Linked DNA regions of Homo sapiens: all the other regions are linked to region 3. The links are chromatin loops, found by intact Hi-C in ENCODE. Cell type or tissue: endothelial cell of umbilical vein. All regions are shown on one strand.

Region 1 (4,000 bases), 52 kb after region 3:
CAATGTTACTCAACTACCCAAGCTATATAAATGTTACTTGTCATTGACTCCCTCTTTCTCACCCCTTATCATCACCCCTTATCATCACCCCTTAGTGAATTATCATTTTAGAGGTAGAGTGAATCTACCTCTAACATATCTCTGGAATGAGCATAGAAGTTTCCTCAAAAATTAAAAATAAAATTATTATATGATCCAGCAATTCCATTTCTGAGTATATGTCCAAAAGAATTGAAAACTGAATCTTAAAGAAATATTTGCACACCCATGTTCAATGCACTCATAACAGCCAAGAGGCAAGAGAAACCTGAATGTCCATCAACAGATAAATGGATAAAGAAAATGTGGTGTGTACATATGATGGAATATTACACAGCTTTTAAATAAAGGGAAATTTTGTCACATGCTGCAACCTAGAGGATATTATGCTAAGCAAAATAAGCCGGTCACAGAAGGACAAATACTGTACGATTCCACATATATGAAGTATCGAATTTAATCTAAATCATATAGAAAAGTGGTTACCAAGAGCTGGGGAAAGGAGAAAGGGGAAATTCGTGTTTTTTAGTGGGCACAGAGTTTCAGTATTGCAAGATGAAAAAAATCCTAGAGATCTTTTGCACAACAGTGTGAATACATAACAAATTAATTGTACACTTAAAAATAGTTAAGATGGTACATTTAGTAAGGTATGTTTTTTACTACAAGGTTTTTATTTAACGGCAGCAGGGCTTATAAATTAGCCTGAAGACATCTCATTGAGCCTGTTCTATTCTTGTTGAGCTAAATAACAGCTACTAAAGAAGTAATCAGTTATAGATTGATCCAGATAAAGTCAGCCTATTTTAGATGGCTGATGTTTAAGGATGCCACCTAAAATAGGCTGACTAAATGAACACCATTTTTTTCATTCTTGCCCCAGTGGGGCATTGCCAGCCAGGGGTCCCTGCAATGTCACTTTGCAAGCCAGGGACCCCTGACTGACAACGCCCCACTGGGGCCTCACTCAGCCATCCTGACATACCCCAGCACACCTGTGTTATAGCTTATACCTGCGTTCTGCTGTTCCCGAGCTCTTGTACTGTGCCCAAGAAGAATGAGGATGCACAGGACATTGGAGGGTGAGGAGGGTGGAGAATAATTTTATTGAGTGATGAAAACAGCTTTCAGTGGAGAGGGGACAGGGTGATGGCTCCCCCATGTGGCTGGGTCTGGAGCCTTTTATGGACTCAGAATGGGGAGTGCATGCTGATTGGTCTGTGAGTATGCAAAAAAGTTTAAAGCAAAGACACCACTTAAAGGTGAGCAAGAAAGTGTACAAAAACCAGTTAGGAAAGAGTAGGTATATGTAAAATAGGTGAAGGGTGGGGACCAATCAGAGGAAAACATGCCAAATGGGAAGACAAGTTCCCAATCTGGTCAGAGGATTTAACTTGCAGCTTGGCTTTCAGGCTTTAAACTGTCTTCGGCTTGAAGGTGGGGTTTTGCCATGGGCCCACCCCTATCTGCCTAGGCATTTGTCTGCCTCTATCAATGTCAGAATGAAGACTGGGAGACCTGCTGCTCCTTCCATTGGTAAGAGGACAGTAACAGTGTTTTTTCACTCCTACAGCTTCTATTTATCTCTATATTGGTTTTGTTTTGGAAGGGTAAGAACTGGTTTTCTTTTTATTTTTTCTACAGTGAAAATATTTTTAAAAATTTTTAATATAAATGACTCATGTAAAAACACTCAAATGATACCATTTAATTTTTATCCTGATGACATAATCAGAAACCTTCTGGACCAGTCATTTTGCTTCCTTCCATCGTTTCTTATGAACAATATATACTAGCTTTCACCCTCATTCCTCCTAAGAAAGCAATTACACAAAGCTAGTATTACAAGAAAGCAATGTGAAGTATAGCTATTTTAAAAAACAAGGAAATTTTTGGGGGGGTGATGTGGGAATTACCTAGCAAATTTTGATGAACCCTAGGGATGCTGCTGGTCAACTAGACCCAGCAAAACAAAATACACTCTTCAATTACATCTATGTGTCTTGGCTTCAAGGAAAAGAGAATGGGTTTTGGTAATTGCAGTGTTTTGCTTTGGTTTTTTGTTTGTTTGAGATTTTTTGTTTGTGTTTGGTTTTTTGTTTTTTTACAAATTTGTAACATTTTTGAGATTGTTTTCTAAAACAAAAGCAGACCCAAAAAACCCACTAGATTTTTGTTCTCAGTTCCAGGGAAAAAAAGTCAGCCTACCCTCAATTTGAACCTGTATCCATGGGGTCATAATTAAATGCCTCAGAAGAACTTAAAATCATCAGAAAACATCTAATCATATTGTGACATGTCCAGCTACACATACTAGAATGTGGCTGGGCAGCAGTTTGACATTTTTGAAATGGCATCCGTAAAGGATAGGAAGGAAGTGCTGAGTAAGCACCAGGAGGAAAGTAATAAGGAAGGAGATTATTTTCTTTTCATCATATACCTGGGTCCAGGTGCTCAAAAACTATACACAGAATGAACTTGAAATTGTAACTGGAAGAATTCAACAAGGTCTCTAAAACATCCTGGAGACATGTAGGATGCTGCTTTGACCAGATGGAAGGAGCTAGGAGGAGGAAGTTAATTACATTTGTGGGCAGTGGCTGAGGCTTTATTGTAGTGGTAACGTATGAGAGAAGTCTTGAAAGAAAGAGAAGGATTTTGAGGGGCAGGGAAGTGAGGAAAAGACCTAAGGATGCAGGATGAGACCTTTACAGCTGCAAAGATGGACTGGGTTTCCAGTTTGTTTGCCAGACAAGGAGAAGATAATTGATATGGTTTGGCTGCGTCCCTGCCCAATCTCATCTTGAAATGTAGCTCCCATAATTCCCATGTGTTGTGGGGGGGACCCAGTGGGATATGACTGAATCATGGAGGCAGTTTCCCACATAGTGTTTTCATGGTAGTGAATAAGTCTCACAAGATCTGATGGTTTTATAAGAGGTTTCCCCTTTTGCTTGGCTCTCATTTGCTCTTGCCTGCCCTGTGTAAGACGTAACTTTCGCCTTCCATCATGATTGTGAGGCGTCTCCAGCCATATGGAACTGTGAGTTCACTAAACCTCTTTTTGTTTATAAATTACCCATTCTTGGATATGTCTTTATCAGCAACGTGAGAATGGACTAATACAATAATGCAGGGGTTTGTGTATGAGGGAAACACTCAGACTCCTCATATTTTTAGACCAATAATACAACACAACAACAAACAGCATAGAGGATGATCTGGAGAGGGAGTGGAAAAAATGGGTTATAAAGTTAATGCAGTGAACTGTGGCAGAGACCAAAGGGACAGAAAGGAGGATGGCATGATCTATACCTTCTAAAGTGTTCCATAACACAGATTAATTCTGTTTATATGAAGCTAAACAAAATTTTCTTCTGTTAACTAAAAAAAAAAAAAAAAAAAAAGAGAGAGAGAGAGAAAGAAAAGGAAAAGCTTTTATATGCTATAACTTGATTGCTTATAGAAGTTGCAACGTAAAAACAGAAAATAAACGTATGCAGACCCCAAAGTAGGAACAAGCACTTTTTTCACCTTGGAGCAATTGCTGCCCCTGTCCACTGCCAACTCCCTGCCCGACCACCCACTTCTCAAATGACACCTTTTGTTTCTGGACCTGCCCCCACTGCCATGCATGGAACAGAAACCAGGGAAATTCTTTCCCCACAAGAGCAGGAGGGACCAGAGGAGGTCACATTTAACACCACATTGCAGGAACAGAATTTACCCCTACGTTGCAAGAACAGAAAACAATGTCACTGGCGTGCTGAATTTTAACTCAAAATATATTTATTTCCCTCCTCCACTCCCACTCCTCAAAGAACCAGTGGGATATATATTAGTTCTGTTCTAGATTACTACTTATGGACTATTTCATTGCTTTATAAAAGTCGTTAGGCTCTCTTTCTAGCGTGTTGAAAGGGTTAATAGGGGTTGCTTCAATGGCTAGAAAAAGGTATGC
Region 2 (4,000 bases), 98 kb after region 3:
TTGGAATTCCTTCTTGAACTTGACCCTTCTACCTGTTGGTTTTAGCTAGTATACACCCAGCATCTGGTAGAAAACACTTTTATGTTATATTAGGCTGAAAACCTGGGAATCCTATGATTTGTGTGGGCCACACCCTTGTTTCTGTAAGAACTGTTGTGTTTTCACAGGAAATGTTAGTAATACAAGTGGTGTTAAGCAGTGAATAGATGTTCATTTACTAAAACAGGAAGAACCAAAGTAGTGTTGAGAGGCAGAATCCAGACAACAGGAAACAGTCACAAGATGCAGAAGGTTCTGTGAGTTCTGAGGGTCTGTGCAAATTTGACTCTGTAATAAGGTAGATGGGCAAAAAGTGGAAATATCAGGTCTGAGACATGAATGCAAGAAAGATCCTGTGGACAAAGAGTCTAGTATAGTGATTAACAAATATGGGTTCGGAGTCACACATATGTTCAATTTCCAGTTCTACAGATTAGGTGTGTGACCTTGAAAAAGTCGCCTAAACTCTCCAAGCCTTGGTTTCTTATCTCTAAAATGGAAATTGTAAATGATACTACATTGACAGGGCTCTTATGCCCTCAAACTTCCCTTCGGGCTTGGCCAATACAGAGCCCCAGCTGATGAGAGGAAGGAAAGAGAAGGAGGTCAAAGTATATATTCTATAAGGTACCTCCTTGTGAGGTTGTGGCTGTGTCCCTCAACAAGAAAGCAGCACTCCTTTTCAAGTGGCGTGCTCTACAATACTCCTTTTCCCTTCAGGTTTCAACAACCTCTTCTTCTCCTTATCTCTTTGGCCCTAGAGATAGCATCTTAGTTCATCTTCTGTAATTTATAACAGAATACCTGGAACTGGGTAATTTATAAGAAACAGTTTATTTCTCATAGCTTAGGGAAGTCCAAGGTTGAGAGGGCCATCTGGTGAGAACCTTCTTTCTGGTGGGGACTCTCCGCAAAGTCCCAAGGTGGTGCAGGGCATCATATAGTTGGGGGGCTGAGTGGGTGAACTCAGGTCTCTCTTCCTCTCCTTATAAAGCTCACTCCATGACAACCCATTAATCTCTGAATGGATTTATCCATTCAGGAGGGGAGAGCCCTTAGGACCCTTAAAGGTCTCATCTGTCAATAATGACACATTGGGGATTAAATTTCAACTTGAATGTTGGAGGAGACAATTATCAAAACCACAGCAGATGGTAACCACTCTGAAGTCCCCTGTGGTTCCCCTATTCTCCCCCATCTTTGTAATTTAGCTCTTAGTAAATCAACCCTGCTCAAATTATTCTACTTTGAGTGTGCTGTCTGATTTCCATTGGGACCCACACCAATACAGTATCCTTCCCCTGCTGTTTTATCTATTACATTCCTTAGGCCCTCTGGCTTCCAGATGGATTCAGTCAATAAGGACCCTGGATGGTGGAAGGTGGGGACTTGCAGGCATGTCTGTTTTCAGTGATGTCTCCTGTGGTTCCAGCTTTGAACAGTGACTGGCCCCTGGGCTTCAATAACACAGCCCGTTCCCTTTTGCTCTCTGCTGTTGCTGATCTCAGCTGCCTCACCATTGCTGTCTGGGTTCTCTCCTCTTCCTTCACCTGCATAACCAATTCCCTGGATTAAATTTCCTTTGGTTAAAATACTTAGAAGAAGTTTGGTTGCCTTGGTTGGACCCTGACTGATATATTCTCTAAGTCGCAGTTTCCTCATCTGTAAAACAAATCTAACAAATAATACCTATCACCAAAGGATAATGTGAGAATATTAATGTAGGAAAAACCCATGATAACTGCTCAATAGATATTAACCATTAGTAGTCTTTTCAGAGCTTCTGGTGGTCCTTGGGATAAAGTCCATCCTCTGTAATATGATTTATAAAATATGGCTCCTGGTGGGGTGTGGTGGCTCATGCCTGTAATCCCAGCACTTTGGGAGACCGAGGCAGGTGGATCACCTGAGGCCAGGAGTTCAAGACCAGCCTGGCCAACATGGTGAAATCCCGTCTCTACTGAAAATACAAAAATTAGCCGAGCATGGTGGTGCACACCTGTAGTCCCAGCTACTTAGGAGGCTGAGACAGGAAAATCTCTTGAACGTGGGAGGCAGAGGTTGCAGTGAGCTGAGATCACACCACTGCACTCCAGCCTGGGCACTGGGCAACAGAATGAGACTCTGTCTTAAAAAAAAAAAAAAAATTCTGGCTTCTGGTTTCCCTTCCAGTCTCATGTCTCCCTCTCTGTCTCATACAGATTCCCCAGCCCTATATAAAGTCTTTCACTGTTCCCTCTACTAACTCTGGCATAATACCTATTCCACTTTATTATAATTACTTATCTCCATCCATCTTCTCTGCTAAAGCTGTGGGGTCCCCAGAACTTGTTCATAGCTTACTCACACTAAATCCTCAGTAAATGTATACAAATAGAAGGAAGGAAAAAGGAAAGGGGAGGAAACAAGAGAGGGACAGGTAGTAGTAAGAAGTACAATGACCTAGAGATCCTGGCAAAATAGTGGGTCAACAATCTAGACCAGTGAGTCAGGGGTAAAGGCATAGACAAAAGCTACTTGTTGCTAGGAGGCAATGGGTCAGAAATCTAGATGGAAAACAGTACAAGGCTGTACAAACAAAGGAACCAAAGGTAAACATGAAACAGAAGTTTCCAGCCCCACCAGGAGCTCTTATTCACCTCCTGCTGACTCGGGAAGCTGTTCCACCATCCATCACGCAAGGTAAGAAAGGCGAATGGCAGCACCTGGCTGGAAAAGGAGTGAGGGGAAGTATGGGTGGCTGATTGTGACGGAAACACAAGGCTGTACAGCACTGGCCATGTTCCTTGAGTCAAAATGATCCAGGTGGCTTTCAAAAATCTTAGTACATGAGAAATACCCCATGGCCCACTCTCTTATTTCCCCTTTCACCATGGAAACTCGCCAAGCTGAGTTTCTTGACTGGGCTACCTGCACGACCAAACCAAACAGGCACCTAATCTCTAATCTTACTGCTGGGCTCTGTCTCAGACCAGATGAGCAGAGTTCAGGCTGGATATCCCACAGGAGGAAGGCTGAATACCCCTCTCCTCACCAAAGTTGGTTAAGGTCTGGGTGAGTTATGTCTCATGTTCCTGTTGTGAAATGGAATGAACAAACAGGGGATGTGATTCATGTCTGTAGACACGTAGTATTCCTGAGAGCTAATCAGGAAATGCCATTTCATGTCTGGTCTTATAAAGCCTCTTCAAAAATTTGATAGAGGCTAAAGGGGAGCAATCATTTTAAAGTGAGCTCTTGTTATCTCTTCAACCACCTACGCCACACGCCCACCACTAAGTTCTGAGAAAACTTTACACCCCCCTCTTCTTCCTCTGCCCTAGTCCCTCTCCCCAACCCGTACCGCCAACACACACACCTGCATACACATGCACATGCAAATTGTTTGAAAGAAACATCATATGGCCAGGTACGGCGGCTCACGCCTGCAATCTCAGGACTTTGGATGGCTGAGGCGGAAGGATCTCTTGAACCGGCCATAGTGGCTCATACCTGTGGTCCCAGCCACTCAGGAGGCTGAAGTGGGAGGATAGCTTGAGCCTGGGAATTCCAGGCTGGGTGAGCCGAGATCGCGCCATTGGCCTCCAGATCAAGTGACAGAGCCAGACCCCGTCTCAAAAAAAAAAAAAAGAAAGGAAACATCATACAACATGAGGCATACTTTACACTGAAGTAAGTTGTTGTTTTCAAGGCAAAATGAGTTTCCCTTAATTTATAGGAAATAAAAAGAAATATTTAAAAGACTAGTAAGAACAAATAAATCCAGTTCTCAGCTGGTGATCGATAAATAAGAAAAAGAAAGACAGATAAGGAGAAGATTCACCTATAAATTAAGTGCATTTAACAACTTAAATTATTACTTCCCCCAAAGGAAATGAAAATGGACCCTCTGATCAGAGAGATAAAGTATGTTTTATTTTAGTTTTTTAATTAATTTTGCAGGGAGACACCTAAATTTACC
Region 3 (4,000 bases):
AGTACTGGTCCCTTCCCTATTAAGAATCAGCAGCACAGCAGGAGGTGAACGGCGGGCAGCTGACATTACTCCCTGAGCTCTGCCTCCTGTCAGATCAGTGGAGGCATCAGATTCTGATAGAAGCACAAACTCTATTGTGAGCTGTGCACGTGAGGGATCTAGGCTGTGCACTCCTTATGAGAATCTAATGCCTGATGATTTGTCACTGTCTCCCATCATCCCCAGAGAGGACCATCTAGTTGCAGGAAAACAAGCTCAGCTCCCACTGATTCTAAATGTAATGTGCCTGAATCATCCTGAAACCATCACTCCTCCCCAACCTCTCCAACCTCCCCAACCGCAACCCCTTCCAAATTGTCTTCCACAAAACTGGTCCCTAGTGCCAAAAAGGCTGGGGGCTGCTGTTCTAAGGTGTCTTGTGGTCTGACTGTCTGTGATCACTGCCTTTTCCCTGCAACCTCACCTCCCACCCCCACCCCTTCATTCACTCTAGAAATATTTATTGAGTCCTCCTGTGAATCAGGCGCAGTTTAGGCCCTTGAGACACTTCAGTGAAGCTACCCAAATATGTACACAAGCCCTGCACAGGAACTTTTATTTTTTATTTATTTATTTTGTTTTGTTTTGTTTTTTGAGATGGAGTTTCACTCTTGTCACCCAGGCTAGAGTGCAGTGGGGCATTCCTGGCTCACTGCATTCAACCTCTCAGGTTGAAGTGATTCTCCTTCCTCAGCCTCCCACGTAGCTGGGATTACAGGCACCTGCCACCATACCTGGGTAATGTTTTTGTGTGTGTTTTTAGTAGAGATGGGGTTTCACCATGTTGGCCAGGCTGGTCTCAAATTCCTGACCTCAGGTGATCCACCTGCCTCGGCCTCCCAAAGTGCTGGGATTACAGGCATGAGCCACTGCACCTGGCCACCCTGCACAGGAACTTTACCCTTGCAGCTGTTTTCGTTTACAGCTTTGAAAACAATTCTAGTTGATACTGTATCAGATACAGCCCAATTCTTTCCTGAGTGACTGGGTTTCCCACTCAGTTACCAGTTCCTGGACATTAACAGAAGATGGCAGACAATTCATCAACTGGCTGACAGGCAGCTGCTCAAGACAAGAGGTCTGTTTGTACACTTTCCTCTCTCATATGTTAGCTAAACTGAAAGAACAACTAAGCAAGCAAGGTTGCCTAGCCAAGCAAGATCCTCACCAGATCCAAACACTTCTTTGAGTTTTGGGAAGGCTTATGGGTTAAATTAAGCCATTAACATTTGGTCCATCTTGTGTCTGTATTTTGTATTTCTTCAAGATGCTTTAAATAAGGTTGTAGATTTTTAGAAAATATGGTTCCTTTTTCAGAAAAACTCGGGATCCTTCCAAAATGCTCTCAAAGCCTGACCAACTGGTGGGTAGCCTTTGTAAACCTGGAGAATAATGGATTGTTGGAGAAGCCTGTTTTATTAAGTCTCTTTCCCTTTGGAAGCAAACCTCAGAAGCCCCATCCAACTAATGGTGGGATATTTAATTATTCCAGATTCTTCCAGAATGTCACTGGGGACTCAGATTATGTCATTTGGGTTCTGTGATGCGACTTTTAACGGGGTTGTCTCCCAAGAACAGGAGTAAATACTCAGAATAAAAAGCTCGAGAATCCGTGCCCAGTAGGTGGCGCTGCTCTTCCTTCTGTTGGGATTCGATTCAGACCCGCTGGGAACAAAATCATCTGTTAGAAAGAGTATGCAGGAGGTTGGAGTAGGCAAACGTATCGGAGGCAGAAAGGCAAACAATTTTGTCAGCTCTCCTGACATACAGAAGATAATCAAAGCAGGCAAAGCAAACCACCCCAAAATTCACAGACTATTTGGCTTATATCTTTAAAGTATAAAAACATCCTGTACTGAATTTAATTTAATCAACAATGATAGAATGTTTAGAACGATGTAATCAACTGCTTGCTATTTTCCTGAAGTCTCCAAAGAGAGTGACTTCCAAGAGTACAGATGTTCCTTGACTTATGCGGCTACGTCTTGTAAACCCATCGTGAGCCGAAATTATCATAAGTAGAGAATGCATTTAATACTCCTAACCTACTGAACACCATAGCTTAGCCTAGCCTACCACAAACGTGCTGAGAACACTTCCATTAGCCTACAGTTGGGTGAAATCATGTAACACCTAAGCCTATTTTATCATGAAGTGTTGAATATCTCGTGTAATTTATTGAACACAGTACACTGTAGAGCACAGTATCAGTTGTCTGTCCTCATGACTTTGTTGCTGACTGGAGCTGCTGCTCACTACCCCTGCCTGGCATCATGAGAGAGCATTGTACTATATTATCACCAGCCCTGGAAAAGATCAAAGTTCAAATTCTGAAGTATAGTTTCTACTGAACACATATTTTTTCTGCACCATCGTAAATCTTAGGTCAAACCATGGTCAGTTGTGGACCTTCTGTATATGTCTTTGACCTCATTGCCCCAGGGGCACCCAAATCCCAGGAATGGCCTTCCAAGGGTACCTTAAATAAAAGTTAAAGGGATGAACAAGGGTGGTTGCCCAGACCAGAGGAGCGCTCTGAAAGCAGTAACATTTAATGCTCGAATGCCTCTACAAGAGTCGTCATGAGGTTGCACAAAAACATGTGGACATTTGCACTGAGAACGCTCTCTTTCCCAAGGCAACTCCGATCTTTGAGGAAATCCAATGGACCCTGCACCTTTCTAGTTCTGCCATTTGAGGCCTTGTGAAACAAGCCTGACTCGGCTTCTCGGTGACCAGTCCTTCAAATATTTGCCCACAGCTCTTATGTTTCCCTCTAAGTCTTTTCTCCTCCAAAATAAACACCATGGTTGTTTCAACATTTCCGTAGTGTACTAGCACAGTTCTATTAATACTTCAGTTGCAAGTTACAGAAACAGGCTCTGGTGAGCTTTACCTGAGATGTCTCATAGAATCAAAAGAGGAATTAAACATCTCCAACCTGAGAAGGAAGTTGCTGGGATTCAGAGCAGGAGTCAGCGTCCTCCTACTGCAGTCCTGCCATTCACGTAACTCATTGGTGACTTTCATGTCAATTTCAACTTCCTATTGAGATTCTGAAGACCTACCTGGGATTAGCCAACCCTGGGCAGGGGCCTGCGTCACATAACATAGACATGGCTACCAAGTCTCAATACAGAAAAGTGAGATCACATAGGTTATTTCTTGTTATTCTGATCTCTCCTCTGAGCAGGGGCTATTTATTAGTGTTTCCTTTACTGTGTGGGGCCAAGTACTGAGGGTGACTCTGACCACGCAGAGCAGAGCAGGACCATCATCCTCCTGTTCTGGACTCTATACTTTTATTATTACGGCCAAAGATAGTGAGCATTTTTTTTTTTTTTTTTTGATTCACATGACTCCTCTTGCCTGTTGTTATGTCACATCTCTTTCATCTTGTACTTCACTCGTTTGGTCTGGTGACTCTAAATGCCAGACCATATCCCTAAGAATTGTCATTGGAAACATCTGAGATGCTGTTCCAGCCTGCCAAAAGCTTTTGGATCTTCATTTTATCACCCATCATAGGATAAATGTATGCCAATACTACTTTTGTCTATTTATTTAGCAAAGTTTCATTGTATTTTGTTTTGTAAGAAACTGAGTTTAGCAGGAGAGATAATAGAGTCACTGAGCTACGCAGAGAAATCATAGAAAATGTGTAAGCGATCTAGTCATTCTACTTCTAGGAATTTATCATCAGAAATTGTCGGGGACATAAGCAGGTTTGAATGCTTACATTTTTGCCTCATTATTATTTATAACAAAAAAAATGAAGCCCATTTACTGCCAAACAGTAAGGGAATGTTTACATAAATTTTGATATATTAATTTAATAAAATATATTGCCACCAATAAAAATGTTGTTGACACATACATCCTCAAGACATCAGAAAATATTATAAAATACATATGCAATTTATTTAAGTTTAGAAGAAACTAAAACAAAAATCAATAATGT
Region 4 (4,000 bases), 410 kb after region 3:
ACATACAAAGGCACAGAAGCATGACAGAGGGCAGTGTATGGAGGAATGGTAAGTACTTTACAGCTGTTGTACAGGGCAGCATGTCCTGAAAGGGGCTGCAAGAAATGCTGATTCCAAGGGATGTGTGCCAGTTCTCTGGGGGAGGAAGAAAGGCTCTGTAGCAGAAAGACAAAAATCATTTAAGGAAAAAAAAAAACAAAAAAAACAGGTTTAAACAAAGTGACACAGGTTACTTTTCTGAAGGGCTTCTCAGGACTTTTAATATACAAAACCTTCGGCTGGGTGCTGTAGCTCATGCTGTAATCCTAGCACTTTCAGAGGCTGAGGCAGGTGGATTGTCTGAGCTCAGGAGTTCGAGACCAGCCTGGGAAACACAGTGAAACCCAGTCTCTACTAAAATACAAAAAATTAGCCGGGCGTGGTAGCATGCGCCTGTAGTCCCAGTTACTCGGGAGGCTGAGGCAGGAGAATTGCTTGACCTGGGAGGTGGAGGTTGCAGTGAGCCGAGATTGTGCCACTGCACTACAGCCTGGGCAACAGAGCAAGACTGTCTCCTAAAGAAAAATAAAAAAAAAATTAAACATTAAAAAAAATACATATATATACAAAACCTTCCTTATTGGCATGTTGGGAACAAATCAGGTTTTTAACATTTTTATTTTTATATTTTAAATTTGTAGTGACGAGGTCTCACTATGTTGCCCAGGCTGGCCTCCAACTCCTTGGCTCAAGTGATCCTCCCGCCTCAGCCTCTCAAAGTCCTGGGATTACAGGCATGAACACACCATACCTGGCTGCAAATCAGTTTTTTAGAAACCATTGTATTTTACATACCTAAAGTCTTTTTGAAATGATCAGTGATTTAAATTTTGGCAAATAAAACCTTGCCCTGTCTTTAGAATCAAAGTAGAGAAACTAAGGTTTGGTTTTGTTGAAAGCAAAGGGTGTAGTGTATACTTGCCCTGAGGGTATACATGAATACTTTTGCAGTTTGGTAAGGAATTTTGGCCCCACTTTAGGACATAAAGTCTTTATGAACTATGATTATCTCATCAACTATTTAATCTGATCATAGAAATATGACTTCAGTGCATCCCTATGAATTAATCTTTTTGATTCATGGTGGTTAAGAGCTGTAGTTCTGGAGACAGGCAAGCCTGAGTTCAAACCCCAGGACTACCACTTTCTAGCTATGGGCAATCCTGGTTTCTTCATCTATAAAATGGGGATGAAGTATAGTACCTATCTCAGTGTTGTTGTGAGAATAAATGAGATAATGCATTATATGTAAAGTGCTTAGCAGAGTGCCTGGCCCCATAGTAATCATGTACTAAGTAACAGCTATTTTTAGTTTTACTGAAAGCTGGTCTTTGACTTTATTACCTTCTACTGGCACCACTGTTGCACGAAGCAAACGGAGATAGGGGCTGAATATTTTGAAAAGCTACTACCAAGCTGATGTGGAAAATATTTTGCTGGTTAACATCTCGAAAAAGATATAGACTTATCAGGTTCTGGAAACACTGTTAGTCTCATAGACAAGCAGTCTGACACAGTCACCTAAACTCAAAGATAATATATACACTATGGAAATCAGTTGTCCTTTCAGGTTTCAGACAAGGGGAATCCTGCCACCTTGTGGTGCGACAGAAGTAGGCCCGAGGCTGATTCCCACTTACTATCCCTAGCAGAGATGCAGCCCTCTTACAGTTCTTTGCCCACCTCTGAATTTATGAGACCCCTGGGCAACTAACTTAATCTGTGCCTATTTCTTCAGCTAATTTGGAATCTCATTATCTCCTGGTTTACTGCAAAGGAAGTTAAAGTGCCAGATAGCTTTCTATATTTTATACAGTCCAGTAATAGAGAATGAGCCTGTCTTTAGTGCAACTTGCATAGAAACCCCAAGTTCATAAAATTTTGTATTTCATATTCTACAGAACAAATATTCTTTTCAAGTAAAAAAAGGGCTATGAAAACCACTTTTTTCAGGCTTGAGGTAGAAATAGGAGGTGACTAAAGAACACTTAATAGTAACTGTGTTTCTGGAGCAGTCTTTTGGATCATAATACATCAAATTCCTGCTCAGCTCCTTCAGTAATGGGAAATCAGAGGACAGACATCTCAACGGCTAGAAACAAGCAAGAGAGATCTTTCACAGGGCCTCGGGCTGTAAGTCTCCGAGCTCGTGAGAAGAAACCACTTGAAAATCATCAACTATATAAAAGGCCCTAAATTAGATAAGTTTTCCACCTGGGATTTAAACAATCCAGGTGGCTCAAATATCCCTGGTTTGCCATCTGAATCAAGGGAAGAGCTCCCTGCTGTTTAGGAAGAAAACCCGAGACTCTAGTAAGATTTTAGAGGCCTATTAGAAGAGCCAGCATTTTGAGAGTATAGTCATGTGGTGGAATAATGGTGACACAGTCGCCTCAGGCTAAGTTCAGCCTTTGGCTCAGGTAAGGCAATGAGATCTGCTGCTGGGGGAGGCAGGGCCAGTTATGGAGGAAGAGAAGGCAAGAACCAAGAAAAATGCTCAAATGGTTTTCTCCTTTCCTCTAGGTCTTCTGTTATCAAATTGAAAACCTCTATACAGGATAGCCAACAATAAAGACAACCTTGTTGATGATAAAAATTCTCGACCACAAAATGTTTCTCAACACTGATAGCAGTGGCAGATCTAAAACAACGGTTTTTTATTAAGGACTCTGGGAAAAAAAGGTCCACTTAGCAGCAGCATTCCAGGTGAAATACCCAAGAGCCATTAGAAACTAGGATCCTGGCTGGGCGCGGTGGCTCATGCCTATAATCCCAGCACTTTGGGAGGCCGAGGCAGGCCAATCATGAAGTCAGGAGATTGAGACCATCCTGGTCAACACGGTGAAACCCCATCTCTACTAAAAATACAAAAAAAATTAGCTGGGCGTGGTGACACATGCCTGTAAACCTAGCTACTCGGGAGGCTGAGGCAGAAGAATCACTTGAACCGGGGTCGGAGGTTGCAGTGAACTGGGATCATGCCACTGCACTCCAGCCTGGCGACAGATAGAGACTGCGTCTCAAAAAAAACAAACAAAAAACAAACAAACAAACCCAACTAGGATCCTGATCTATGACTTGGGGGAAAGAAATCTTTTAGTCACATGCTTTAAGTTAGTTTTTTGTGTCACTGGAACTCCATTACCTTCCATTTCCCTTTTTCTAACTCTATTCCTTTCAGTTCTGACTTTTTAAAAAATTCTGCGATACCTAAGGAGTTTATTGGTGAACACTTTCATGTACTACAGTTGACCACTGAACAATGCAGGGGCTAGGGCTGCCAATGCCTTGTGCAGTCAAAAATCTTTGTATAACTTTGGATTCCCCCAAAACTTAACTGCTAATAGCCTACTGTTAACTGGGAGCCTTACTGATAAGCTTAACAGTTGATTAACACATATTTTGTATGTTATATGTATAGTATATAATATATTCTTACAATAAGTAAACTAGAGAAAGGCAAAGGTTATTAAGAAAATGATAAGGGGCCAAGTGTGGTGGCTCATTGCCTGTAATCCTAGCACTCTGGGAGGCAGAGGAAGGCAGACTGCTTGAGCCCAGGAGGTCGAGGCTGCAGTGAGCTGAGATTGTGCCACTGCACTCCAGCCTGGATGAGAAAGTGAGACCCTGTTCAAAAAAAAAAAAGAAAGAAAATAAGGAAATACATTTACATTACTGTATTTATTGATTCCGTTAAGTTTACATTGTCTGTTTACAGAAAGAATCCTGGGACTGAAATGAGGGGCATCCACAGCCACAGACCTCAATCTTTGATACATATCAAGCAATTCAGCTTTTTCTTGTAATGTCATGACTTCTACTTCTTGAGAACACTTCCAGCATCACTAGTGGCACTTCATATGGGTCCCATGGTATTATATGAGGTTTATGGTGCACTAAACATGATGAAAAATACTTAAGAATCTCGAGAGAGTACTTTTTTCTGCCACATGAAATTTAC
Region 5 (4,000 bases), 210 kb after region 3:
TGGCTGGCAGTGTTTTTGGCTTGCAGAAGCCTTGCCCCGATCTCTGCTTTCATCTTCAGGTGGCATTCTCCCTCTGTGCATGTGTCTGTGCCCAGATTCCTCCTTTACATAAAGACGCCACTCATACTGGATTAGGGCTCGCTATAATGACCTCATTTTAGCTTGATTACCTCTGTGAAAACCCTATCTCCAAATAAGGTCACCTTCTGAGGTTAGGGGGAGAATTAGGACTCCAACGTATGAATTTTTGGGAGGACACAAGTCAACCCTTAACACAACTCCATGCCCTTCCATCCTAGAACAGTTACACTGAAGCCCTGGCATCCCCCCACTGAGCTGGCACTGTCATAGACCTTAGCTCCACTGTTCATCCTTGGGACTGTTTTCAGCATCTAAGAGAGTGAGGCTGGAGCATCACAGTTTTTCAGTGGGTGCCACTGCATAATATTAATAGCAAGAGTGAACACGTATGGATGGCTGACCTTCTATTACAGGAATAAGGAGTTCTCATGTACTGAATGCTCACTAGGTGCCAGGCACTGTGCCAAGCCCCTTTGCATGCTCTTTGTCATTTAATGCTTACAAAACTCTATCCAGTAAAGACCATTGCTACAATGCATTTGATAGAGGAAGAAATGAATGTTGAGGACAGGTAAGTAACTTGGCCAAAGTCGCACATTTGGTAAATAACAGAGAGATGGTAACTCTCCTGGTTTTTCTGGATGGGAGAGTGTCGCATGCTGTCAACCGCAGCACACGCTTGCTAACAGGTTGCTGGTTCCTAAATTGTGAAGCTTCAAACTGCATAAAATAGATGTTACACTGTTGCTCTAAGCTTAAATAAGACCTCCACAGTGATTTTACATCACCACAAGTCCATCCATAGTGGCAAAGCTCACCAATGTCAGCATTATTCCTCCTGTGACAGGGCAAGATTCTTTGTTTCCTGAGAGCCAAATGCATTTCATTTCTGAAGGGAGGAAGAACAGATGCTGCTTCTGCTCTTCCAGTGGTGCCAGTAAAACATCTCTGTCTACGTGGAGCTCCACTGTGGGCTAAATGGGTCATAGCTTTATTCTATTTACCCCAGACCATAATTCTCAGTTAAACACAATACTTTTCCAGCTAGAAACCAATATGAAACCGAGGGCCTGGCCCTTAAACTTGGGGAAATCTCCTAGTCTACACAAGCAATGAGTCATTTAGACCATTATCTCTTACATCTTTATTCTGCATTAATTACCTGATCATTTTAAATGAAGGCTGTTGTTGTCCTACATGTTTTTAGTTTGACAAATTCTTCTATGAACTTCTCCTTGGGACTGAAACAGAAATTGCTTCTGAATCAGCCTGTGGATATTTTCAGTTGAGTTTCTACTTAAAGATCTTTGCTGTGTGGAGGTGGTTATTTTCAACTATATGGCAATACAGGGGCCAGCGTTGGCCAAAGGCTCAGTATGTCCATAAAGATGAGGTTAGTGACTAGACTTGGCTTTCTTTTTGTTTGAGTCCCTCCCTCCTTTTAAAAAAGGAAAGTCAGTGTGTCCTGGTCAACTTGATTATTCAACTATTAGAGTAGTTTTTATTGTATTCATGAAAATGCTTTCACTTTTTGGGAAGCACTGCCTGAAAGGATTTCATTTTTATTTTCTTAGGAGGCTGAATGATCTGATGGTCTCTAGCTGGCTCCTGCCTCCTGGGCTGCCCAGTAGGCTGGTTAGCTGGAAAGTGTAGAGGTTTATAACGTAAGAATAGAACAAGAAAAAGTTTAAGGAATCACATATTCTCCTTGGATATGTTTGTTCTAAGATGTATTTCCCAATGCTGAGAATGTTTCTGTAGCAACTTTTCAGATTTAGGCTATGGTTTTGGAAGGGGTTTTGATGAGATTCAATGTGAACTCATGAGTCTTTTCATTTTGTCTGGGTGTGTGTATGTGTGTGTGACAGAGTCTCGCTCTGTCACCCAGGCTGGAGTGCAATGGTGTGATCTCAGCTCACTGCAGCCTCTGCCTCTGGAGTTCAAGTGATTCTCTTGCCTCAGCCTTCTGAGTAGCTGTGATCACAGGCGTGTGCCACCATACCCGGCTGATTTTTTGTATTTTTAGTAGAGAGAGGGTTTCGCCATGTTGCCCAGGCTGGTCCTGAACTCCTGACCTCAGGTGATTTGCCTGCCTTGGCCTCCCAAATTGCTGGAATTATAGGTGTGAGCCACCGTGCCTGGCCTGTTCATTCTTTGAAGGGTTGCTTCATAACTGAGAAGCTGCAGGGTCCTTCTGTGAGGTCCCAATGGGTGTACTAATTAGGTATATGATAAGCTGTAATAACAAAATACCCTATACAGTAGTTCTAACAAGGTAGAAGTTGTTTTCTTCTGAAGTAAATGTTTAAAATAGTCTAAGAGCCAGTGGGGCAGCTCTGCTCCATAGATTAACCCAGGAACCCCAGCCTTTCTCTGGCGTCCTCTGTTACCCTCTAGAGCTGCTCTGTGCAGTGTGCTAGCCACTGCCCACATGTGGCTCTTGAGCATTTGAAATGTGCTAGTCCAAACTGAGGTGTATACTGTAGGTGTAAAATACACACTAAATTTCAAAGACATTGTACCAAAGAAAGACTGTGAAATATCATAATAATTTTTTATAATTACACACTGACATGCTACTATTCAGGACATAATTGGATTAAATGAATAGAATAAAATTTATTTCACCTGTTTCTATTTACTTTTTTAATGTGGCTACTAGAAACTTTAAAATCACATAAGTCTTTGGACAGTGCTGCTCTAAGAACCAGAAAGAAGGAAAGTGAAAGTAAAGCAGAAGCACTTTCCTTTTTTTTTTTTTTTTTTCTGTGACAGTGTCTTTCTTAGTGTCTTCCTTTGTGGTCCAGTCTGGAGTACAGTGGTGTTATCATAGCTCACTACAGCCTCAAACTCTTGGGCTCAAGCAATCCTCTTGCCCTGGCCTCCCAAATAGCTAGGACTACAGGCACATAACACCATGCCTGGTTAATTTTCATATTTTTTGTATAGAGACAGTGTCTCACTATGTTTCCCAGGCTGGTTTTGAACTCCTGACCTCAAGCAATACTCCTGCCTTGGCATCCCAAAGTTCTAGGATTACGGGAGTGAGCCACCACACCCATCTAGCATTTTATTTATTTTTTATTATTTTTTATTTTTTTGAGACGGAGTCTTGCTCTGTCACCCAGGCTGGAGTGCAGTGGCACAATCTTGGCTCACTGCAACCTCCGCCTCCCGGGTTTCTGCCGTTCTCCTGCCTCAGCCTCTGAGTAGCTGGGACTACAGGTGCCTGCCACCACGCCTGGCTCATTTTTTTATTTTTAGTAGAGACAGGGTTTCACTGTGTTAGCCAGGATGGTCTCGATCTCCTGACCTCATGATCCACCCGCCTCAGCCTCCCAAAGTGCTGGGATTACAGGCGTGAGCCACCACGCCCGGCCGCATTTTACTTTTTAAAGGATGTGAAACTGAAGGTGCACAAATCATTGCCCTCACAGGGAACTGGTTAGAGCTTGCCCCAACCTAGCTGCAAGGAAGGCAGGAAAACATATTCTCTTGCTGGCAGCCTCGAAACCAGTTAAGCCTCAAGGGAAAGGGGAGAATGGATACTGGGGATGATTGACTCAGCCACAGGCAGTTTCCACAGAAGGTCTTGTTTGAGACTTGGATGATAAAGGTGTGCACAAATGTTCTTAAACCTTAGTGACTTTTACAGTTTTGACTCTTTTTACGCCAGAAGTTAACTATTGATGGCTGCTTTCCCAGGACCCATTGTCCTATTGGTAGAAGTCTGTTGCAGCATGCTGCTGTAGGTGAAGTTAAATGCTTTTCAGTGTTAGAAATGGAAACTGCTGGCTGGGTGCTGTGGCTCACGCCTGCAATCCCAGCACTTTGGGAGGCCAAGGTAGGTGGATCACATGAGGTCAGGAGTTAGAGATCAGCTTGGCCAACATGGTGAAACCCTATCTCTACTAAAAAT
Region 6 (4,000 bases), 520 kb after region 3:
GTAATTTTCTATGTATTTGCCTTTCTCTCCCACCAGCTCCACGAAGGAAGGACCAGATCTTATTTATCACCGTATTAGGTTGGTGCAAAAGTAATTGCAGTTTTTGCAATTAAAAAAAATCACAAAAACTGCAATTACTTTTACAGCAACCTAATAGTTTCAGTTTCCAGAATGACACCTGTTGCTTAGCACATAACAAATTTTGCCAAATAACAAAGGAAGAGCTAAGCAAGTACACAAGTATCTCATGTCTTTATAAATTGCATGTCTTACGATTCATAATCATTAAATTATGTTATCTGGTTTGTACAGAAAAATATTTATGACCTGGACTAGAAAAAAAATCACAGAGCACATCCCAGCAAAAGTGCTCATTCTGGCTTTGTTGTTTGGGCTGGGAGAACTTTAAGTCTGTTTTGTTTAAAGGGGAAGGGGAAGTTGGGGAAAAATTGAAGATGCAAGAAAACATGGGGGTTTCCTTGAGTGAAGGTGGAGGGAGCTTGGAGAAACAAGCACACAGATGGAAGATCTAGATTTGAAAAGGAGAAATGCCTCATTTCTGGAACCTTCAGGGAAGGAAGTGCTATGATCTGGACATTTGTGCCTCTACCCCTTGAATTCCTATGTTGGAACCCTAACTCCCAAGGTGATGGTCTTGTGAAGTGGAGCCTTTGGGAAGTGATTAGCTCAGGAGGGCAAAGCCCATGAAGGCCCAGGGAGCTCTCTTGCCCCTTCTGCAATGTGAGGTCACAGCAGAAAGATGGCCGCTTAGAAAGAGCGCCCTCACCAGACACTGAACTTGCTGGCACCTTGATCTTGGACTTCTCTGCCTCCAGAACTATGAGAAATGAACTTCTATGATGTATAAGCCACCCAGGCTATGGCGCTTTGTGATAGCAGGCTGGGGGGGGGGACTAACACGGGAGGAAAGAATAAATGCGGGGACCGATGAGTTTATATAGAGGTTTTGCCTGATAGTTTCAATTTTATCTGAGAAGTATGAGGCAAGAAGCAGATATTTCAGTATCCACTGAAGTTGTGAGAGGCAGGGATGGAGCAGGGAAACTGGGAAGGATGAGGAATGTTTAAAATGGGAAAGAAAGTTAACAAAGGACAGGACAAATTAGGGAGGAGCAGAAGTTACCTTCTCTCTTAAGTCTCCACCCTGTAGCCCATCCCTGGGGAGAGGCTGTTGCTGTGAGGGGCAGCCTCTCGGGCAGTGTGTGCAGGGCAAGCCAGGGTCCTGACTGTGGAGCTGGGCATGGCTTTTCAAGGAAGGGAGTGGGGAGGGCTCGACCTCTGAATCTCCCAGCCTAAGGGTGAAGGACACTGGCTCTGGCTGATTTTGAGTTTGGCAATGGGGGCTATGCCCAGGTGGTCCTCCATCTCTCCGACAGGCGTCACCCGGGCCTGCAGGTGCTGTCGTGTTGCTCCCAGCCACAGAGGCCACTAAGGCTTAGCAGGGTCACCAAGTCAGAGCCCTGGGCTGAGCTAAGAACGGCCAGAATTGCTTTCACAGGGGTTAGAATTAATTATACAGGAGATAGATTATTTACTGCATGACTGTGATGTTTATCATCCATACTGTTAGTTGTCCGCTTTGACCATCCTCTGTCTGCCTCTATCTTTACCCCAAAGAGCCGCGACAACCAAACCATTTTCACTCAGCGCCCCCTAGTGGCCTGAGAGCTGCACTGTCTCCGCCTTTTTTTTTTTTGTACCCGAGCTTCATCCCTAGATGACATGTGGCTGGGTACCTCGGCACAGTTGTGTAAAAACTGCAACCAGCATTAGGACATCTTCACAGCTGTGAAGAAACTGTGACCAGCATTAGGAAATCAGAGAGACTCCTACCTAGAGCGATAGGTAAAAACCAGTCTTTCTCTTACCTGAGAAAAAATGCTGCCTCTGCCAACGAGGAGTCCCATGTGCTTGCAGTCCTCATGGATCTGATTTACTTCTTCACGGGGAAGAGGCCGACAGCTTATCTGTAAATATATTTTTAAAATTCTTTCTATTTGGTGTTGGAATGGTTAAAGGAATTATTTGCAAGAGAGGAAAAAAGAAAAACCCTTCAGCCATCAATGCCCCTCTTTTTTTTCTCTCTCCCTCTTTCTCTCTGTCCTCTCCTTCCCCTGTAATTAAATGAAGCTGCTAATTGCTGAACCAGATTTTTGGAGGATGTTATTTAAAATGTTTGTTTCTAATCCGAATTCATCCCAAATTCCCAAAAGACAAAATGAAGTTCTGTGCGGATAGCCAGTGAATCTTAGCTTTGCTAATGGCTGCCTTGGGAGTCTGGTTCCTTAATAGCTAAATTTGGAGTCTGTTTTATGTGGAAATTTTCCTTAACTCTTCACTTTGTTCTGCCCATGGAAAGGGCTCATTTCAAAGGCCAGGAAATGGCTCAGAAGTTGTACAAAGGCACCAGCAGCCTGAGCTTTCCCTGGGCAGCGCAGTGGGACAGCTGAGGAGGGGCCGGTTTGTCCTAATTTCCCTGCTTGTAGGACTTGCTCTTTCTCCCCCAAGACTGCATCCTCCAGGGTTAGGAAAGGTAAGTGCTCCAGGAGCCGAGAGCCTGTGTCAGATCCCCAGCCATTCAGAGCAGGTCCCCTCCCTGTGGGGTCAGACATTGGGCTGACTTGCATCCTTTCTGTGCGTCCCCTGTCTTCCCAGTCTGTGAGTACAAACGTCTCCCTCTGACTTAGTCATGTCACACCTGACAGCATGTCTGCATTACCTGGAAGGCTTTCAAATGACAGATATTTGGGCCTCATGCTAGGCCAATCAAATTAGAATATTGGAAGCAGGGCTTAGGCATCTGCATTTTTAAAATGGTCCTCAGGTGACCGGGCTAAGCGAGCTAAGTGAGGTAGACGGGGCCCCTCTAGTGTGCCCAGTTTCATTACATCCTCCACACTTCCTACCCACCCTCAGTCTGGGCTTTGCCATCCACTTCCTTCTTCCCACCAACCCCAGATCCAACTCTTTCCCCAATCCTCCATTTCTTGTAAGGTGTCATTGTCTGAGAACAGAATAAGATGGGACCTCCTAGAGAGATATGTGCATTTTGTTCTGTCTTAAAGCCTTAACATAAGCAAAATACATATTCAAACTTTCAGACTATTGGATCAGAAAGGACCTGAGGGAGAGGGAAGGACTAGAATCCTCTCATTGACTTCAAAATGCTATCATGCATTCCACTTACGACTGATTGGAAAGAGACAATGAAAATAATTTAGGGCTAAACTGTGAGAACTAGAAGGGCATTAAATATGATTTGAGAGGCCAGAGGGATTGGAGAGTAATCCGGAGGGAAGGTTGGGTTGGGGGGGTCAGTTCTTTTGTTGTTGTTGTTGTTGTTTTGTTTTCTGAGTCAGAGTCTCACTCTGTTGCCCAGGCTGCAGTGCAGTGGTGCAATCTTGGCTCACTGCAACCTCTGCCTCCTGGGCTCAAGTGATTCGCCTGCCTCAGCCTCCCCACTAGCTGGGATTACAGGCACCTGCCACCACACCTGGCTAATTTTTGTATTTTTAGTAGAGATGGGGTTTCACTATGTTGGCCAGGCTGGTCTCGAACTCCTGACCTCAAGTGATCCACCTCAGCCTCCCAAAGTGCTGGGATTACAGGTGTGAGCCACCGTGCCTGGCCCAACAGGACAGTTTTGAATGGGTGGAGTCTGTGTGGCTTCACCCCGACCTTGCTCTGGGCCAGCACCCTCTTGGCTCCCTTGCCCATTTTATCCCTCCCTGACCTCAACTGCTATGGCTAATTGAACATCTTGTATGCCATCCTCAGGGAAAAAAAGCAGGGTCTGAAACTCTGCTGAGGCTTAAGCCACAGCGCAGCCTGCCGAGGCCCTTGTGCCCATGCCTGTGCCCCAACTGCTTGATAATGAAGTGGGCATGCTAGTAATTAAACTTCTTGATGAATGTATAATGGACCATCGTGTTTATCTCTTTTGGTGAATCTATGTTTAAAGAATTATAAATTTAAAATT
Region 7 (4,000 bases), 300 kb after region 3:
GCATGATAGTAATCCCCAGTAAAAACAACTGAAATGTCCAACAGACAATGAATAGATAAACAAAATGCAGCATATCCATACAATTTATTATTAAGGAAGGAATGAAGTACTAATGCATACTGCAACATGGATGAACCTTGAAAACATGCTAAATGAGAGAAGCCAGACACAAAGGAGCATGTATTATACAATCCCATCTTTAAAAGGAAATGTCCAGAATAGGCAAATCCATAGAAACTGGAAGTAGATTTGTGGTTTCCTGGGAGTTGGGGAAGTAGGGAAATAGGGAGTGACTGCTAATCGATACAGGGATTTTTTTGAGGAGGAGGTGACGAAAATATTCTAGAATTAGGTAATGATGTTGTTGCCAGCTTTGTGAATATACTAAAAGCAACTTAATTGTGCATTTTTAAAATGGTGATTTTTATGGTTTGTGGATTATAACTCAATAAAAAGATTAAATTCTCATTTATTTTGTTTTTTGGTCTTTGTTTAATTTGTTTTTATAGAATTATGTTTTTAGTATATACATTGCCTTTAATGGTTTATTACAGGGTTTCTTAACCTGGATACTACTGATTTTTTTTTTTTTTTTTTTTTTTTTTTTTTTTTTTTTTTTGAGACAGGGTCTCACCGTCACCCAGGCTAGAGTGCAGTGGTGGTGTGATCACAGCTCACTGTAGCGTCTACCTTCCAGGCTCATGCTATCCTTCCGCCTTAGCATCCCGAGTAGTTGGGACTACAAGCATGTGCTACCACACCTGGCTAATTTTTTAAATTTTTTTGTAAAGACAGGATTTGGCCATATTGTTCAGGCTGGTCTTGAACTCCTGGGCTCAAGCAATCTGCCTTCCTCCGCCTCCCAAAGTGCTGGGATTGCAGGTGTGAGCCACCACACCTAGCCCACTACTGATATTTTGGTTTGGATAGATAATTCATAGTTGTGGGGACCTGTCTTGTGCATTGTAGAGATGGTCAGCAGCATCTCTGGCCTCTGCAGATTAGATGCCAATAGAATCTCCCTCCTCTCCTTCTTCCCTAGTCCATGATAAAAAATGTCTCCAGACATTGCCAAATGTTCCAAGGATGGGGTGCAAAAGTACGCCCAGTTGAAACCATTGGTTCTCTTTAGTCTTCCTGCTAAAAGCCGAGCTCCATAAAGGCAGGAACTTTGTTTTATTCATTATTGTTTCCTTAGAACCATGTCTCACACATAGATACCCTAATATTATAGTAAATATATGAATGAGTACTTCTGGCTATAGAAGTAGCAGTACTTGTAAAAAATATATAACTATAGAAATATCAAAATGATACCATACTTGAGTTAATTCCAATGCCTTAGGATTAACATTGTTAAGAATACCATGTTTGGCTGGGCATGGTGGCTCACGCCTGTAATCCCAGCACTTTGGGAGGCTGAGACGGGTGGATCACTTGAGGTCAGGAGTTCGAGACCAGCCTAGCCAACATGGTGAAACCCCGTCTCTGCAAAAACACAAAAATTAGCCAGGCATGGTGGCACATACCTGTAATCCCGGCTACTTGGGAGGCTGAGGCACGAGAATCGCTTGAACTCAGGAAGTGGAAGTTGCAGTGAGCCGAGATTGAGTCACTATACTCTAGCCTGGGCGACAGAGTGAGACTGCATCTCAAAAAAGAAAAAAACTATGTTTAAAGAGGACAAGTAAGTTTTATCAACTTACTGCCCTGGCCCCCTACCCCATCCTAATCTGTAGGCTCTTTTTATTTAGAGTTGCCAGCTATCCAGGACACAGGCCATGAGAGGGCACCAGTCATGCTCTTAATGAGTCATGTGCTGGCCTTGGGCACCATCTGCTTCCTAAGCCTGAGATGACCCCACAGATGCCTTCCTGCCTGCCATCTAGATAGAGCGGCCCCAGCCCTTGAGGATGCTGACATTTATCAGTCACTGCATACATAAGAAGGGAAATCTACCCACCATCATCTACATATCAGGTTCTGTCACTGACTGGTCATGTTTTTCTACCCAACAGAACCTAACTTTCCACTTGAGTATCTTATTCAAAGTTGGCTATGCTTCTGGTTCACATTCCGAGGCTAAATGTTAATGGCTTGCTGCTGCCAAACCCTGCTTTGGGGATGATCACTTCCGTGAGAGGTGCCAAAACGTTAGCTGCTCAAGTGTGGGCGTTAGACAAGGCTGGTCTTGGATGGTTTATTGTGGTTTGCTACTTGTCTACAACTTTGTTCCCAAGTTTCCATTCAATGGAAACACACATAGCTTTTGCCCCTCCTTTCCCCTCTCTTCGTTTTTTAAGCAGTGGTGGTTCTGATTTAACTTCTGCTACTTCTCCTTTCTGAACATTGAAACAATCCCTTTTATCAAGCAACATGTCACAGACTCTGTGCCATGCTTTGTGTTGGTGAGGATACAATAATTGGTGGCATGTTTTGAGTGTTTATTTCACGCTTCACCCTTTATGAAGTGCTTTTACACATAATTCTTGTATTCGTCAACAACCCATTTTACTGATGTGGAAACTGAGATAGAGCCTAATAAGTAAGGAAGCATAGATTCAAACCCAGATAGTCTGAGCCCTTAAGGTTACCAGCACTACCTCCTTAATATCCTGCTTCTTGTTATACTTTACCATCTGACTAGATGTTTTTGTCCCTCTTCTAAGCTTTGATAAAGCTATAAGGTTGGAAGCTTTAATTTTTCAAAATCACAGACATTAGGAATAAGAACCAGAGACCCTGAAGTTAAAACATTAAGACTTGATATCCAAATTAGATACAGAAAAGAAGTTCATAGTGTGGTTTTCCCACCCTGCTCTTCTGTACATTGGTGATTAATAACTGCTTCTAGGCATAGGGTGGGGGAATGAGACAAAAGGAGGCAGGGCTCCTATTTCTAGGAGCTTCCTTTCTCTCTGAGGGGAATAAACTGAGTGAGCCTGCTCTTTCAGTTGGTTGTTTGAGTGTAAGATACCCAGATTGAATACATAAGTGCTTTCATAATACACAGGAGATGGGTTGTTAGGGAACTGCCAACAAAGTCATTTCGTTGTCTGATTTGTGCCTATTTCTTCTGCATTTGCACAGCTTTCATAAAAACAGGACAAAGCTAAAAGAGTGCACTGACCATTTTGGTTTTCTTTTATGTGATAACTCATTGAGCAAACTCTTTCAGGTTATAGATGCTATGTTCCAAGTTAAGTAGTAAAATGATTTTCTGACTAAAATTATGGCAATGATTCACTACTTTATTATATAAAAAGTAAGATATTTTAAAGAGTTAGAGCAAGCAATAGAGATCAAAATGACTTTCTAGATAGTTATTCTTTCTTATTTTGCATTTTTTTTCTAAACCTAGCCTGCACATTTTTTAATAGTAGAATATGGTACAAGGTATTATATATATAAGATGTATAGTGTGTATATGGGTGTGTGTGTGTGTATATATACATATATATATATATATAGTATATAGTATAGAATATTTAGTAAATTTTATTTTACTTCTAATTCATTACTGAAGAACCCTCATTATTACACAGGATATGCCTACAGAACTTATTGAGAATTTCCCCATTGTAGACCACAATTCTAGCATATACTTCAATGAGTAATATGTCAGTGACTCTGATAAAATTAAGTAATTCCATTAGAGTCTGCGTCAAGTAGAATGAATGAAACCTCAGCATGATGGGAGGGTTCAGGAGCTGATACATTTTTGTATTTTCTGAGAGTCTTAATTACATTTTACAAATTACATGGATGGTTGGGTTGGTAAGAAGTATGTGAATTTTGATGGCTTTTTAATTTTGTTTTTGTAGCAGTTGTTTGTATCCATGTGTGTTGGTGCCCATATGTATTGTTTGGGGTTTGGTTATTCTCTCAAAACCAAGTTACCGTAAAAAGTTTGAATTTTAATATTTCTTTATTGAGTAGTGGGACCGTCTAGACTGTGTGCTGGCTCTTACTAAAGTCATTTGTTTTTCTTACCCGTGGA

Evidence for each region. Hi-C counts contacts between places; a loop is a spot of excess contacts. Peaks named below come from ENCODE experiments on the same cell type or tissue, not always from the same donor. Only the 100,000 strongest peaks of a DNase experiment are listed, where the experiment ranks them.
Region 1: it touches region 3 in a loop (8-fold over the local background); 40 of 110 quality-filtered maps call a loop at or near these places.
Region 2: it touches region 3 in a loop (7-fold over the local background); 5 of 110 quality-filtered maps call a loop at or near these places.
Region 4: it touches region 3 in a loop (8-fold over the local background); 101 of 110 quality-filtered maps call a loop at or near these places.
Region 5: a loop joins it to region 3, with 5 times the contacts of the local background. A loop is called at or near these places in 4 of 110 quality-filtered maps.
Region 6: it touches region 3 in a loop (4-fold over the local background); 71 of 110 quality-filtered maps call a loop at or near these places.
Region 7: it touches region 3 in a loop (3-fold over the local background); 2 of 110 quality-filtered maps call a loop at or near these places.

Annotation. Positions count from the first base shown.
Region 1 is chr5:34,536,977-34,540,976 of GRCh38, forward strand. No RefSeq gene overlaps it. Among named protein-coding and RNA genes, the nearest start is that of RAI14-DT, 120 kb to the right of the region's middle. In endothelial cell of umbilical vein, no CTCF peak of the experiment used is centred here; no DNase peak of the experiment used is centred here.
Region 2 is chr5:34,583,166-34,587,165 of GRCh38, forward strand. It overlaps LOC105374721 (a long non-coding RNA gene), which reads left to right and starts at 2,673. Exons shown (of 3, transcript XR_925916.3): 1 at 2,673-2,721. In endothelial cell of umbilical vein, no CTCF peak of the experiment used is centred here; DNase peaks (open chromatin) are centred at 216, 2,486, 3,136 and 3,556; H3K27ac peaks cover 4,000 bases.
Region 3 is chr5:34,484,700-34,488,699 of GRCh38, forward strand. No RefSeq gene overlaps it. Among named protein-coding and RNA genes, the nearest start is that of RAI14-DT, 170 kb to the right of the region's middle. RefSeq lists an enhancer at 1,587-1,746. In endothelial cell of umbilical vein, a CTCF peak has its summit at 1,663 (motif pointing right); DNase peaks (open chromatin) are centred at 1,682 and 2,832; H3K27ac peaks cover 1,641 bases.
Region 4 is chr5:34,896,828-34,900,827 of GRCh38, forward strand. It overlaps TTC23L (tetratricopeptide repeat domain 23 like), which reads left to right. Exons shown (of 11, transcript NM_144725.4): 10 at 1-48; 11 at 2,563-3,684. Among named protein-coding and RNA genes, the nearest start is that of RAD1, 17 kb to the right of the region's middle. In endothelial cell of umbilical vein, a CTCF peak has its summit at 1,648 (motif pointing left); a DNase peak (open chromatin) is centred at 1,624.
Region 5 is chr5:34,692,975-34,696,974 of GRCh38, forward strand. The region is part of intron 2 of RAI14 (retinoic acid induced 14); the gene reads left to right. Among named protein-coding and RNA genes, the nearest start is that of RAI14, 39 kb to the left of the region's middle. In endothelial cell of umbilical vein, no CTCF peak of the experiment used is centred here; no DNase peak of the experiment used is centred here; H3K27ac peaks cover 1,074 bases.
Region 6 is chr5:35,001,874-35,005,873 of GRCh38, forward strand. It overlaps AGXT2 (alanine--glyoxylate aminotransferase 2), which reads right to left. Exons shown (of 14, transcript NM_031900.4): 13 at 1,890-1,988. Among named protein-coding and RNA genes, the nearest start is that of AGXT2, 44 kb to the right of the region's middle. RefSeq lists an enhancer at 1,534-1,583. In endothelial cell of umbilical vein, a CTCF peak has its summit at 1,688 (motif pointing left); a DNase peak (open chromatin) is centred at 1,688; H3K27me3 peaks cover 203 bases.
Region 7 is chr5:34,787,315-34,791,314 of GRCh38, forward strand. All of the region lies in intron 3 of RAI14 (retinoic acid induced 14), which reads left to right. Among named protein-coding and RNA genes, the nearest start is that of TTC23L, 50 kb to the right of the region's middle. In endothelial cell of umbilical vein, no CTCF peak of the experiment used is centred here; a DNase peak (open chromatin) is centred at 1,887; H3K27ac peaks cover 2,296 bases.